Regions from separate parts of the Homo sapiens genome. Here region 1 is linked to region 2. Evidence: chromatin contacts called from ENCODE POLR2A ChIA-PET data. All regions are on one chromosome and are shown on one strand. Each heading gives the region's core, a stretch centred on a gene start or an enhancer-like site at or near the end of the contact. The rest is flanking DNA. Distances are from core to core; before and after follow the strand shown. Region 1 overlaps DUSP10 (dual specificity phosphatase 10). Region 2 has its middle 24 kb from the start of NUAK2.

Evidence for each region. ChIA-PET counts read pairs that join two places held with the same protein, here RNA polymerase II (POLR2A).
Region 1: POLR2A ChIA-PET joins it to region 2 with 12 read pairs in BJ. The contact joins two enhancer-like sites. POLR2A ChIA-PET finds 5 or more read pairs at or near these places in 2 of 52 experiments (BJ and T-cell).

What each region holds. Positions count from the first base shown.
Region 1 is chr1:221,714,192-221,721,013 of GRCh38, forward strand. The region is part of intron 2 of DUSP10 (dual specificity phosphatase 10); the gene reads right to left. Among named protein-coding and RNA genes, the nearest start is that of DUSP10, 24 kb to the right of the region's middle. RefSeq lists enhancers at 1-736, 1,298-1,827, 1,400-1,544 and a cis regulatory region at 1,467-1,478. Within about 2 kb of position 4,365, at least 4 of the 41 ENCODE cell types and tissues checked have a DNase peak (open chromatin) inside an H3K27ac peak, as active enhancers do.
Region 2 is chr1:205,293,844-205,301,362 of GRCh38, forward strand. No RefSeq gene overlaps it. Among named protein-coding and RNA genes, the nearest start is that of NUAK2, 24 kb to the right of the region's middle. RefSeq lists enhancers at 74-1,273, 802-1,655, 6,770-7,519. Within about 2 kb of position 4,733, at least 6 of the 41 ENCODE cell types and tissues checked have a DNase peak (open chromatin) inside an H3K27ac peak, as active enhancers do.

The sequences.
Region 1 (6,822 bases), core at 3,115-5,614, about 16 Mb after region 2:
CTTGAGTTGTCATCGTATAGTAACTTTGGTATCATAGTGATACAGGAGTTAAGAAGAAATTACTTAGGCAGATAGTGAGGGTACAGAAGTCCTCCGTAACGTTTTCCTTTTAATGAAAAGCAGCCCCAAATCATTTTCAACAGAGAGCAGCCTGTAAAGTTGAGCTGCAGACACAGACAAGCAAACTGAGAGCTCGCACGTGTGGATGCCAGCAGGAAAGAATTACCTGCGACTAGACATGTTCAAAATGGCGGCTCCATCTTCCCTTCTCTGCCGGCCACGTGTACAGTAAGGAGCAGACAAGATGGCGCCAGGCAAGGGGAGAGTTCATTTGCATAATAAGATTAGGGTGGGGTGACCAGCCTCCCCTGAGTGCTGTGTAAACCTCACACCTGATCAAACCAATCTGTGAGCCCTATGTAAATCAGATACTGCCTCCTCAAGCCAGACTATAAAATCTGGCACATCCACCACCAGTCGGCCTTTTTCCTCTGGGAAGTCACCTCTCTCTCACTAAAGAGCGAGCTGTTTTCCTTTCCCTTTCTTTTGCCTATTAAACCTCTGCTTCTAAACTCCTCTTGTGTGTCTATGTCCTAAATTTTCTTGGTGTGAGACAACGAACCCCGGTTATTTAACCCAGACAAGGTAGCCACTTCAATAGTTACTATTGTTTCTCTCAGATGATGTGCCATTCCCTCCCACCCCAACGTTAAAAAAAACCCAGCATTCCAGAAAGAAGCTAATACTTGACAATGACACTTACCAAGAACTAAAACAGTCACTTTCGCTACTTCCTAATCTTTGTATAATTAGCAGTGTGCTTTCTTCTCCATTTTTTGTTCCATATACTTCTACATTTTCCAGTCATTAACTTGTTTATTGGAGGGGTCTCTTGTCATTTTTCTTATATTTTCGAATATACTGTTTCCTTCCTTGTTTGATAAAACCTTTGCCATGCCCTCAATAGGAAGAATTTTAAAAAATTATTGCCCACATATTTACCTCAAAAAAGTAAACTGAGTCAGAAACATCCAATGATTTAGGAATTGTGATTTATGAAAATTGAAAATAAAGTTTAATTGGAGGCCTTCCAAGAAATGCTGACCCTGGAAAGTTTTTGTCAGAGCTTTAAAGATTCCCCTCTGCTCTCACCACCCTCCCCTCCTGGCTCAGAAGTTGCCTCAGGGCAGAATTGGTATAGAAAAGAGCTGGGGATTGGATTTCCGCCGGCTGGAGTAGCTCAGTCCACACAGAAAAGTCAGCCTCTGGTTCCTACCCCCTGAAGGGAGGTGCAGTTCTCTTGCCCCCCTCCTACCATTTCAACTTTAAGGCTTTAATGAATAACTAATGTTTGAGCTACCACAAGTTTAATTTGTGTGTATTTGAATAACACAGGCAGATTGTTTTGAGAGGATACCTCAGAAGTATGTAAATACAGCCTGTTTCTTTAAATCTGTTACCTCATTTATTTACATTAGAACAGAAAGCACTGCCAGAAGCAACAGCTGATGACAGTCATGTAATTTTCCACAAAGACAACAATTAAACAGCTTTGTGTTATTTTAATGAGCAGATGACTTTTATGTGAGCAGGATTTGAACTGTTAAGATCTCAAGAGTTCCCAGAGCCAGGAAGCCCCTCAGGTTTTGCAGAAGTCAGTGAGACTCTATGACTCTCTCTGGTTTCTTCCCCACCAGGGCCTTGGGTTTGGTCTCTATCTCTATCCCCTTTGCCCCCTTCTCCACTCTTCTCTCCCTCACCTCTCCTCCCCAACTCTTGCTCCTCTACCCTGATCCCTCCTCCCTCCCCTCCCCTCCCCTCTCCCTCTTCTCTCCCTGTCCCTGCCATCTCCCCTCTTCTACCCTTCTCTCCCTCTCCCTACACCTTCTCTGTCTCTCATAAATCCATCAGCAGTAGATGGGAAGAAAACATGAAAGAGAGACTTCTACCTGGAATACATTTTGATGCTTGAATTTCAAACGAATCCACAGAATATTTGTTAGACCTATTTTTAAAAAGTCAAAGGTGGGCTGGGAAGAGTGATTGAGCACTCATCCCTGCCAGCCAAACACACAGTAAGGCTCTGCTAGTGCAGAGAATACCATCTTTAACTCACCCTCCCCATTCTGTCTCACAAAGGTTTCAGTAAGAACCACCTGAAGACAGGTTGTGGGCATAGTTGACTTCAAGTCAGTCCCTCTGCCAGAGGGGCAGGGAAGTGCCTTCTGCTCTCCCTTAATCCTAGTCTGGAATAGAAGGGTCAGAACAGATGTTTCTGGTGGTTCCAGTTGTCCCCTCCATCCACAGACCTTCCTCCCAGCCTGTGTAGTCTCATTTTTTTTTCCACCAGAATTTTGTCTACTTCTATTGAACTCCATTCTCACTAACAAAAATGCCAACTAAAGAAAATAAGAGTAAGTATTTTTGCTTTCCAAGAAAGGATTTTGGGCTTCAATCAAGTGAATGGCTAAGAAGGGTGCCTACCAAGATCCAGTCTGGGGGTGAGGGGTCAGGGGCCGACAGAAAGACAGCCAAGTTCCAGCCCCCATGTTCCTGAAAACTTGCAAGTTCAGTTTTCTTTCTGGTACGTGTCTAAACTTTACCTATGTTAGCACAGACCAACTGGTTCCCAGGGAGAAATGCACACCATAAACACTCAGATCAAGTCTGGGATTTGTTAACAGACATGCCAGTTACATTAACACATTTTTCACTGTTATAATCTCTTGTATTTAAGATCAAACCCTCCCCAAACATTCTGGGAGTTGAGGAGGTGAGTGACACGCTGCAGAGGCCCCTTCCCTGCCCCTCCCCACTCCATCAGGAGGAAACATATGACAACCATAAACACAGATTCCAGAAGGCAGTCACAAATTAAGATAAGTCATAACGGAAGACGCTGTCCAGTTCCTGGGTGCTATGAGAGGGGACTAATTAGATTGGGGTTCATGGACAGCCTCTCTGAGGTATGAGAGGGGACGGAATCCAGGAGAACATAGGGAGGGAACACCACACTGGGAAAGGCAGGGAACTCAGGGAACCTCTGAGTGACTCAAGGGAGCCAAATGTGGGGAGGCACAATGACTGGGCAAGAGGCGGGTGAGGAGAAGGGCTAGAGGGGAAGGAAGGGAGGCAGGGACCCTCCTCACAGGGCCTCTTAGGCAGGTTTTATTCTGAGTTCAGTGGGAAGCTCCTGAGTGTTCCAAAGTCCACAACAGGTGATCAATATGTGTTTGAAAAGAAAAGAGGGGGGAGGGGAAAAGAAACAGAGAGAGAGAGAGAGAGAGAACGCACTGATTTACCAAATGGTGTAATTTACATACACTCCAAATCCTGGGCAAAATTCATACCCTTTCCTTTTCTGAATGCATTTTTTGTGGCTGCTGTGGACTGATTGTATCTCTCCTCCCCATATTCAAACACACACACAAATTCGTATGCTGAAGCCCTAATCCCCAGCGTGAGGTCATGAGGGTAGGGCTCCTGTGATGGGAGTAGTACCTTTATAAGAAGAGACAACACAGAGCTTGCTGTCTCTTTTTCTCTGCCTTGTGAGGGCACAGCAAGAAGACAGCTGTCTGCAAGCCAAGAAGAAAGGCTTCACCAGAACCCAACCATGCTGGCACCCCAATCTTGAACTTACAGCCTCCAGAACTATAAGAAAATAACTTTCTGTTGTTTAAGCTATCCAGTCTACGGCATTTGGTTAAAGCAGCCCAAATGAATATAGTGCCACTTGTAATTCCCAGTGTAGCTTACTTTTAGAAATACAACGTATAATACTTACTTTTGAAGAGCCACACTAAAACTTGTGGGCTTCCTGAGAACAAAGCCCCTGAGAGCCAACCCAACTTGGTGTCATACCTTAAAGCCAAGCCAAAAATGGTCCAAGGTCAGAATGGGGGTGGCAGGGTGGTGGGGGTGGGGGCGGGGGCTGCAGGGGGTGGGGGTGTGCTGAAAGGACCAGCATGCCTATAAAAGGCAAGCGCAGTAAGCCTTGTAGAACCTTAGTTCCATGAACCAGCTACATGCACGCACAGAAGCCCACTCCTCTCCCAAAGACACTTCCCTCCTCATTAGATATATGCCCTTTCAGATCAGCACTGGCACATGACCTCCATGTGGCATCCTTCTGGGCGGAAGAATATTTTAGCTGGAGACATTCTGCGTACTGGGGAGGCTACTCTATACCATGTTAGGGCTCCACCTTTTTTGCTCACTGGTCTCAAACTTAATACTGGTTAATCCATCAAGACGGATTAAAGGAGGGGGAAAAATCCATGAGATCATCCTGGGAAGCTGCAGAGAGAGGAATGTTAACAGGAGGAGAGTGCTATAAAACACAAAGCCATATTTCTCCCGAGAGCTCAACCAGATATTCTGCATTAAGTCTCTAAAGAATGTCTAAAAACATTCTTGCCTTTCAGTGCAGAAGTTTAAATAATGAAGCATTGCTAAACAAACAAACAGAGGAAAGCCCAGTAAAGCTATTCATTACACAAACCCACTGTACAAAAGGAAAACTATTGCTCAACCATCCACCCCGAGGACCAACATTTATCTTAGACCCCAAATTAAACACATCACAGCTTCACAGCAAAAGTATGTTTCCCAATGGGATTTAAGTAAAGTCCAATTAAATAAATCTTCAGAAATGTCACATGCGAGCCTCACAGGAGAGCATATTTCTACTGTGAAACATTCCCATTGGAAGTTACATTCACAAAAGGTCCTCTAGAAACATCCATGACAGGAGGGGTGGGGGAAAGCAGTAAGCAAGACAAAGTTACACAGGTGAAGCCTGGATAGGGTTCCATTGCTAAAATCATGTATGGAAGTGCCCAGCCAAAAATGCTGCATCTGAGTTTGCTTTGAATAAAACCCCCATGTCCAACAAACAGTATGTATAACTGTGTATTTCAGTAGGATCTGGAGGTCAAAGAGCTCTGGCTTAGGGAATTCAGGAAGTGGTAGGGGAAAGGATCAAATGTCAGCATCAAAATTTGAATTGTTTTCCTGAACCGATGTTTTCACTTCACAAAAGGCATAGCAACAACTTCCTCAAGTCACTGAGCTGGATTCTATGTTTGGTGAATATAATGAGCAAGGCTGAGTACTAAAGGATCAACTTGCAGAAAGAAAAGGCATGGGCTTTCCTTAAACATGGACTCAGCCATGTCCAATGATCACACCGTACCATGAGGGCTGAGCTTTGACAGGTCCACCTGAAGCAAGGTGAGGTCTCCATGCACTAAGAGACATACAAAATTACACTGGGTTAAAAAAAAAAGCTAGCATGTCCCTGCCTGGGTGACCACCTTCTGAGATTAGGGGGAAAACAAAACAATTAAAAACACTGCTTGTCTCTGAGGAGGTGGGCTGGAATTACATATTGTCAACATGGACTTGAGGCTAAGTGAAGGACCAGCCAAGTAATGGTCAGTTCAACCTGGGGCACGCAGAATGAAGCGCTGACCTGGGATGCATCCCGTATCTGGCACCATCAGACTTTCGACCATTTCCCCTGAAGCCATGTCTAACTTTGCACAGGGTAACAAAAGCCCTGACAGCAAGGACTCAGAGGGCAGCCCTTCCTTCCACACTAAAAAGATACTGGGTTCTAGCTCTGTGACCTCTTTTGCCACCCCTATACAATCAGGACTTAGGGTAATCTTTAAGTTTCTCCCAACTCTGGTGTTCTATAACTTCAATATAGCCTTGATAAACCATATATATGATATGATATGGTACGATATGACATGAATGAACAATGGCAAGAACAAAATCAGCTGTCAGAGGTTGTGTAAAGCCTGGGTGCTCTGCTTCCCACTTCCAGGCCTTTGCATTTGCTGTTCCCTCTTCCGCAAACTCCCTTCCTGTAGATCCTCACTGTGATACTGTGATATGAAAAAATATATATTTGATCTCTGCCCCTGGTTCCTGTAGCATAGCTTCTAAAACCCCTGGAATCTCTGAAGTTATGAGTGTTTTCTGAATGCCAATGAGATGACTAGTGGCTGGGGGCCCCTAAATAGCTCCAGGAAGGGAGCTGGTCACCAGAATTAAAACAGCTTAATTAGAGGATTGGGACATTCAGCCGCATCCCCCAACCTCCAGGGAGGAGACAGGGACTGAAGGTTGAGTTGATCACCAATGACCAATGATGTAATTAATCATGCCTATGTAATGAAGCCCCCATAAACCCCATCCATCTCCTTCATCTGACTGTCCATCTATATTCTTTGTAATATCTTTTATAATAAATGTGTAAACACATTTCCCTGAGTTCTGCGAACTGTCCTAGAAAATTAATGGGACTCAGGGAGGGGGTTGCAGAAATACTGATTTATAAACAGTGTGGGGAAGGTGGGGTAATCTTGTAGGACTGAGCCACAACTTGTGGGGTCTGAAGCTAACACCAGGTAGAGTCAAAATTAAGTTGCAAGACATTCTGCTAGTGTCTGCTGGAAGACTGCTCTGTGTGTAGGGGGCATAAATCCACAGAGGTGTTCCGAAAGTATGGTAGGATAAAAATTTATTTTTCTTTAGACTCACATAGATGATTCAGACCTCAGACCAGATGTGTTCTCAGAAAAGTCTTCCCTGACATTCAATTTACAGCTACCCTTCCAAATCTCTTTTATCATATCATGAAGTTTTTAAGAGTTTCATTGTCTTCAGAACACTTATCGCTATCTGAAGTTACCTATTTATTTCTTCCCTGTTTATTGTTCTTATTAAAGTGTGGACCCCAAGAAAGTCAAGATGTTCTTTCTCTTAGAGGAAATAGAGTGTAATGGTTTGGTGCACTAGGGCCAGACT
Region 2 (7,519 bases), core at 3,483-5,982:
ATTCATTAGAAATGAATGAATTGGCATGTTGGCTGAATCCATTCCTCTCCTAGAGCTCAGTGAGTCTGCTCCTGAGCCTCCTAGCCTGTTGATAAGCAAGGTTTCTGAGCAGCAAAGTGAGGCTGCTCACTTTGGCAAACAGGTCTTCAGGTGAGCCCGGCCACCATGTGAGGCCCTGTTGGCAGGCCAGGCTCTCCCCAGGCCCCACCTGGCCTCACCAATGGCTCTTGGATTCACAGAGGACTGCACATTGGACTGGGAGACAGGGCAAGCCAGGGGTCCCTTAGCAGAGAAGGGATCCCTGCCAGTAACTAGCCTGCTGTGAGTATGAAGTTGCCACTTACCAAGGACCCTCCTGATGGACACAACAAAGGCGATGGGTGATTGCTGCCAGGGCTCATAAAGAGGTGATTCAGAATCTAGCTGGGGGAACTTTGAAAGGTCATTGCACCTTGACCCTAGCTTCCAGGCGGGACATGTGGTGAGTTCTGCTGCAATGGCTGGGTGCCCTCACAGGCCAGAGCTCAGGTTAATGCAGCTCAGAGCTCGAATTCTGATCACAGGAAGAGAATGGTGAGGAGGATGGAGGCAGGGGTGCTGGCTGGGCCCAGAACACCAAAGGCAGAGCTGAACACTTCCACTGGGAAGTGGGGGTTTTGGCCTCTTGGGCTGGGAAATTCCTGGCCGGCACTGTCTGTTTATCAGGGAAGCTGAGTCAGACTGAAACGTATCTCCTAAAAAGCTCTGCTATTTCTAGGATTCCATCCGGTCAAAGCCAGCCTCCTCTTCCCTGGGGAATTCCTTTGAGGGTGGAGAGATAGAGGGGACAGACTGGCCTTTTCCTAGACATGGAAACCTGAAATCTGAGTTTTTGCCCATTTATGGACCTGAAATCCCCTCCCCCACCTAGGATGACTCATCCCCCAGCTTGACCCAACTGCCCCTAGAGAGGGGAAAGGGTGAAACTGAGATGGTGGGATTAGCTCAGGGAGGGGGTTGGAGGCTGGAAAGAGAAAGGAAAAGACAACTGAAAAGGATGGGGAATTCCTTTGCAAAGAGATGGTGAGGAGAGGATTTCAGAGCCAAAAAGAGGCAGAATGAGAAAGAGAGAAAGATTTTCATCCCAGAGGGAAGCTGCATGCCTGGCAGAGTAAAAATCTTCCAGGTTAAGGTAGGTTCAGGCCCTCACCTTGAGTAAATTCTGGAACTTTAGTGTGATCAGAGCCACTTGCCGTGCTTGTGAAAATGCAGAGATTCCCGTGCCCTCCCTGGGCTGTGATCCGCTTCCAGGCTCCTTCAGGGATCTGAAGTAGGAAGTTCTGAAACACAGAAAGAGGATTGACTGGGAATCCTTCTCCCAACCTGGGGCCTCTGCTGTATAAAGCGACTCACAACCCCTCTGCAGGTGCCAATGTCAGAGGCAGAGCCCTGGTCCAAGGGTGACGTTTCTAACATTCTTATAAAAATCTGTGAAAGACTTTGGCCAGGCCCAGTGGCTCAAGCCTGTGATCCCAGCACTTTAGGAGGCTGAGGCAGGTGGATCTCTTGAGGTGAGGAGTTCGAGACCAGCCTGGCCAACATGGCAAAACCCGTCTCTACTAAAAATACAAAAAAATTAGCTGGGTGTGGTGGCATGCACCTGTAGTCCCAGCTACTGGAGGAGCAGGGGGGCGCTGAGGTGGAGGATCGCTTGTGCTCAGGAGGTCGAGGCTGCAGTAAGCTGAGATTGCACCATTGTACTCCAGCCTGGGCCACAGAGTGAGATCCTGTGTCAAAAAAAAAAAAGACTTTTTATCGGATGGAGAAAGCCAGTCCCCACCAGGCCAAATATGCCTCCTCATTGCAGCACTGCCCACCTCCCCACATAATCATATCAGAGAAGCTTTGGAAAGAACTGCTTTCCTAGTCAATACAATCCTAGGATCTTTACAGCCAGAAGGGACTTCTTCAGGTATCATCTGGCGGGATTTTTCACCTGAAGCAGAAATTCCTTCTAGCAACAACCCCCACATCTCTATCTCCAACCCAAATCTCTCAAACTCCAGGCTCCTCATACCACTTATCTTTGCCTGGAGGCCTAAGTGCCTCTGACTTCACCTCACACCTCCTCCATCTGCAAGTCTTCCCCGACCCAGCTAATGGACACTCTACCCTCCAAGTTTCTCAGGCCAGAGACCATGGAGTGATTCTTGGTTTCTCTCTTTCTTTCATACCCTACATCTAATCCATCAGGAAAGCCTGTTGGCTCTAGCTTCAGAATATGTCAGAAATCTGACAACTTGTCATTTCTTTACTACTGACTCCAGTCCAAGCCCCATTACCTCTTTCCAGAATTGGACAATGTCGACCCTCCCATGGCTAGTCTCAACAAGCAGAAGAATTTTTTTTAATTCTATCTCAAAAAAAAAAAATGTCATTCCTTTGCTCAGAACTTCCTGGTGGTTGGCAATTTCATTCTGAATAAAAGCCACAGCCCATGTAATGGTTCACAAGGCCCTGTGTAATCTACCTTCCCCACCCTTGTTACCTCTCCTGACACGTCTTCTGCTACTCTCTCATGCACTCTGCTCCAGCATCAATGGCTGTTCTAGAACTTGCAACCTGCTCTTGCCTTGAGGCCTTTGCAATGGTTGTTCCCTCCACCCTGAACACTGTTCCCCCAGATAGCCACATAGCTAGCTCCACCCCCAACCCCTGCCACCAGGTTTTTATTCAAATGCCACCTTCTCAGGAAGGCCTTCTCTGATCACCCTTATTTAAAATTTCAATCCTGTCTCCTCTCCATCCCCATACCCCATCCTTATTATTAGTATTTTCCTAATTCTTATCATGACTATTTATTTATTTTTTGATATGGAGTCTTGCTCTATCGCTCAGGCTGGAGTGCAGTGGCACTATCTTGGCTCACTGCAACCTCTGCCTCCCGGGTTCAAGCTACTCTCCTGCCTCGGCCTCCTGAGTAGCTGGGATTACGGGCGCCTGCCACCATGCCCAGCTAATATTTGTATTTTTAGTAGAGACAGGGTGTCACCATGTTGGCCAGGCTGGTCTCGAACTCCTGACCTCAGGTGATCCTGCCTTTCTCTGCCTCCCAAAGTGCTGGGATTACAGGCATGAGCCACCATGCCAGGTCTATTTATTTATTTACTTATGAGACAGCGTCTCACTTTGTTGCCCAGACTGGAATACAGTGGTGCAATCTCTGCTCACTGCAACCTCTGCCTCCCGGGCTCAAGCAATCTTCCCACCTCCACCTCCCAAGTAGCTGGTACTACAGGTGTGTGCTACCATTCCTGACTAATTTTTCTTCTTTCTTTCTTTTTAGAGATAGGTTCTCACTCTCTTGCCCAGGCTGGAGTACAGTGGTACAATCTTGGCTTACTGCAGCCTTGACCTCCCAGGCTCAAGCAATCCTCCCACCTCATCCTCCCGAGTAGCTGAGACTACAGATGTGAACCACCACACCCGTCTAACTTTTGCATTTTTTTGTAGAGACAGGGTTTGGCCATGTTGCCCAGGCTGGTCTGGAACTCCTGGACTCAAGTGACCTGCCTGCCTTGACCTCCCAGAATGCTGGGACTATAGGCTTGAGCCACTGTGCCTGGCCATGGCCTTTTAATATACTATATCATTTACTTATTTACTATACTTGTCTTTCTCCACTAGAATGGATGCCCCATAAGACAAAAATCTCAGTTTTGTTCACAGATGTATCTCCAGAGCCTGGAACAGTATACACTGTTGGCACTCAGTAAATACTGAATGAATGACTGAATGACTGAATGAACATCATACTTTTTTTTTTTTTTTTTTGAAACAGAGTCTTGCTCTGTCCCCATGGCTGGAGTGCAGTGGTGTGATCTTGGCTCACTGCAATCTCCACATCCTGGTTTCAAGTGACTCTCTTGCCTCAGCCTCCTGCATAGCTGGGATTACAGGCACACGCCACCACACCTGGCTAATTTTTGTAATTTTAGTAGAGACTGGGTTTCATCATGTTGGCCAGGCTGGTCTCGAACACCTGACCTCAAGTGACCCACCTGCCTCAGCCTCCCAAAGTGCTGAGATTACAGGCATGAGTCACTGCGCCCGGCCTGCATGAATGTCCTATGTAGGTGGTTGCCTTATCAAGCTGAATCTAGTGTCTCAGTAGCCCCCACTCACTGGTCCTGGTCCTGGTCCTTGTCCTGGTCCTGCTCTCTGAGCCATGGCCTGTACATCTATTCTCTTTTCCAGAAGATCAACCGTGTCATCTATTATGTGATTCCCACCCACTCCCCTTCCCCTACTTTAAAAGTGCCCAGACTCTTCAGCTAAGACCCAGGACTCTTCCTTTGTCCTGGGTCCATCCTTGTCCTCAAGACATGTGTGGGCTATCAGTCAGCGGGCTTCAGATTCTGACTCGCAGAGCTGAAGTCCGCCTCTAGAAGCTCTACTGGAGTGTGGGCACTGTGCTTTGCAGAGGACTGTTGCTTCCCAACAGTGCTCTGGATCACTGTCTCCCCTCTCACTTTATCTGCCCAAGGAGGGCCCAAGGCAGCTGATGGGATGGAGCAGGGGGAGAGGTGAAGGGGTCATCTTGATGGTGGGTACTAACATGCTGCTGCAGTTTCCCTCCCTCTACACAGAGGACTGCCTGGACTTGCCCCGGGAAAGGGCTGAGGATGGGGAGAGGATTCCTACCAGGATTTCATGGTCCTGGTTGCAGAAGGCCCTTTGCTGTCTCTCAAAGCTGCTTCCCCACCTCCCCCAACCCTCGTCATCATCTGGGTTCTTCACATTCCGGAAGCACTGATGTGGCACTAAATATTCCTGCAGCTTCAGCCTTCTCCCTTGGGGGCCCACGTCATCGCTGTGAGCCTGGTTTCTGGAATGTTTTTGATATGAAGCATCCAGGCAGGTGAGGGGAAGGGCTGTGCAGGGTGGGATCCACAGTCCCTCATCTAGGTCTCTTTGGAACCAAGAAAATAGACATTCTCTTCCAGCTCAGATTTTCTTTCCCCAGAAGGCTTCCCCCACATCCACCCCCTCACCTTGCCCACCCTTCCCTCCACCTGGCTTAGAAGAGGTTACATAAGCAGATGCAGGAGGACACAGATGTTAGGACCGAATGGTTATGTTAGGACACAGATGTTAGGACTCTCCTTTCCTGAAAGTCCACCTCCCCCAGCCCCTGCTGAGATAGCACTGATGGAAAGGGCTGTGTCCTCTCCCTCCCTCCCCATTCCACACCCTGCGCGTCCCTTAGGTACAGGCTTTCCCTCCACTGTGTCCTCCTCTCCTCCATCCCCTCCAATTCTAGTCCTGTCCCTCACCCTTCAGCTTCTCGCCGGGCGCAGTGGCTCATGCCTGTAATCCCAGCACTTTGGGAGGCAGAGGCAGGCGGATCATGAGGTCAGGATATCGAGATCATCCTGGCTAACATGGTGAAACCCCGTCTCTACTAAAAATACAAAAAATTAGCCGGGCGTGGTGGTGGGCGCCTGTAGTCCCAGCTACTTGGGAGGCTGAGGCAGGAGAATTGCGTGAGCCCGGGAGGCGGAGCTTGCAGTGAGCCGAGATCACACCACTGCACTCCAGCCTGGGTGACAGAGCGAGACTCTGTCTCAAAAAAACAAACAAACAAAAAAACACTCTTCTGCTTCTCCCACTCACTCTCTCTCTCTCTCTCTTTTTTTTTTTTTTTTTTTTTTTGAGACTGAGTCTTGCTGTCACCCAGGCTGGAGTGCAGTGGCGCAGTCTAGGCTCACTGCAACCTCTGCCTCCCGGGTTCAAGCAATTCTCCTGCCTCAGGCTCCCAAGCAGCTGGGACTACAAACATGCTCCACCATGCCTGGCTAATTTTTTTTGTATTTTTAGTAGAGACGAGGTTTCACCATGTTGGCCAGGCTGGTCTCGAACTCCTGACCTCAGGTGATCCATCCACCTTGGCCTCCCAAAGTGCTGGGATTACAGGCATGAGCCACCACGCCTGGCCTCACTCTCTTCTTTCTTAGCTTTCTCTTGGGGCTTGTGGAGACTAGGAAAGGGCACTTGGGAAATTGGCATATTCCTTGTGCCTGCAAAAGAACCTGGCATATAATGGATGCTCATATAATAAATATTTATAAATAAACCTGGCATATAAATTTATAGTTCCTTCACTTACATTCTTTTATCCAATTCTCCAAACACCATGCCATTCAAGTGAGTCTGTGGGATGCCAAACCTGGGTTTGAGGTCTGATTTCTCCATTTGCTATCAAGTTCCTTTTTTTTGAGACAGAGTCTTGTTCTGTTGCCCAGGCTGGAGTGCAGTGGCACAATCTCAGCTCACTGCAACTATCGCCTCCCAGGTTCAAGGGATTTTCCTGCCTCAGCCTCCCGAGTAGCTGGGCCTAGAGGAGTGCGCCACCATGACCGGCTAATTTTTTGTATTTTTAGTAAAGTCAGGATTTCACCATGTTGGCCAGGCTGGTCTCGAGCTCCTGACAAGTGATGCTTCTGCCTCGACCTCCCAAAGTGCTGGGATTACAGATGTGAGCCACTGCGCCTGGCCTACTTAATGTTTTTGAGTCTCCATTTCTTTTATAAAATGAGAATGATAGAAATAGTACTGAACTAACAAGACTATCGTGAGCATTACATGAGGTAACACACCTAAAGGGCTTGACCCATAAGCACTTAGTGAATGGTAGCCCCTATTATTATCTCCGAAGATGCAATTCTTTCCATCATCCAAACTCCCTTTTTCTTCTTTTTTTTTTTTTTTGAGACCAGGCTGGAGTGCAGTGGTGCGATCTCTGCTCACTGCAAGCTCCGCCTCCTGGGTTCACGCCATTCTCCTGCCTCAGCCTCCTGAGTAGCTGGGACTACAGGCGCCCGCCCCCGCGCCCGGCTAATTTTTTATATTTTTAGTAAAGACGGGGTTTCACCGTGTTAGCCGTGATGGTCTCGATCTCCTGACCTTGTGATCCGCCCACCTCTGCCTCCCAAAGTTCTGGGATTACAGGCATGAGCCACCGCGCCGTCCCCAAACTCCCTTTCAACATGATCTGAACCAATAACAATTTCTCACTGAATTGCATGCTACCTTACCCACAGCCTGTAACCTCCTTGAGGCTAAGATCTCTGTTTTTTTTTTTTTTTTTTTTGCACCAGGGATACAGCAATTACCTCTGTCTTCTACTAAGCTTAGCACACAAAAGGGCTTGATTCATGAGAGGAATGAATAAAGGAGCACTGCTACCCCCACAGCTGAACTCTAAGCTTCTGGAGATAAACCCACCCCCTGGATTTTTTCCATGTTTACCCAGAGTCTAGCCCAGAGTTCCAGCACTGAGTAGGACCTCAGAGACTTAAGACCTAAGTACTCCAGTGTCGCCTAAGCAATGTCTTGTTTGCTCTCCCATCTTGACCTCATAGTTGCCTTGCCCTCCCCATCTCCTTTGCAGACTAGTGACTTTGCCAGCTCAGCTCTCCAGGTGTGGGAGGGGAGGTCCAACGCGCTCCACTGGGCAGGCACCGACAGCCGGCAGGAC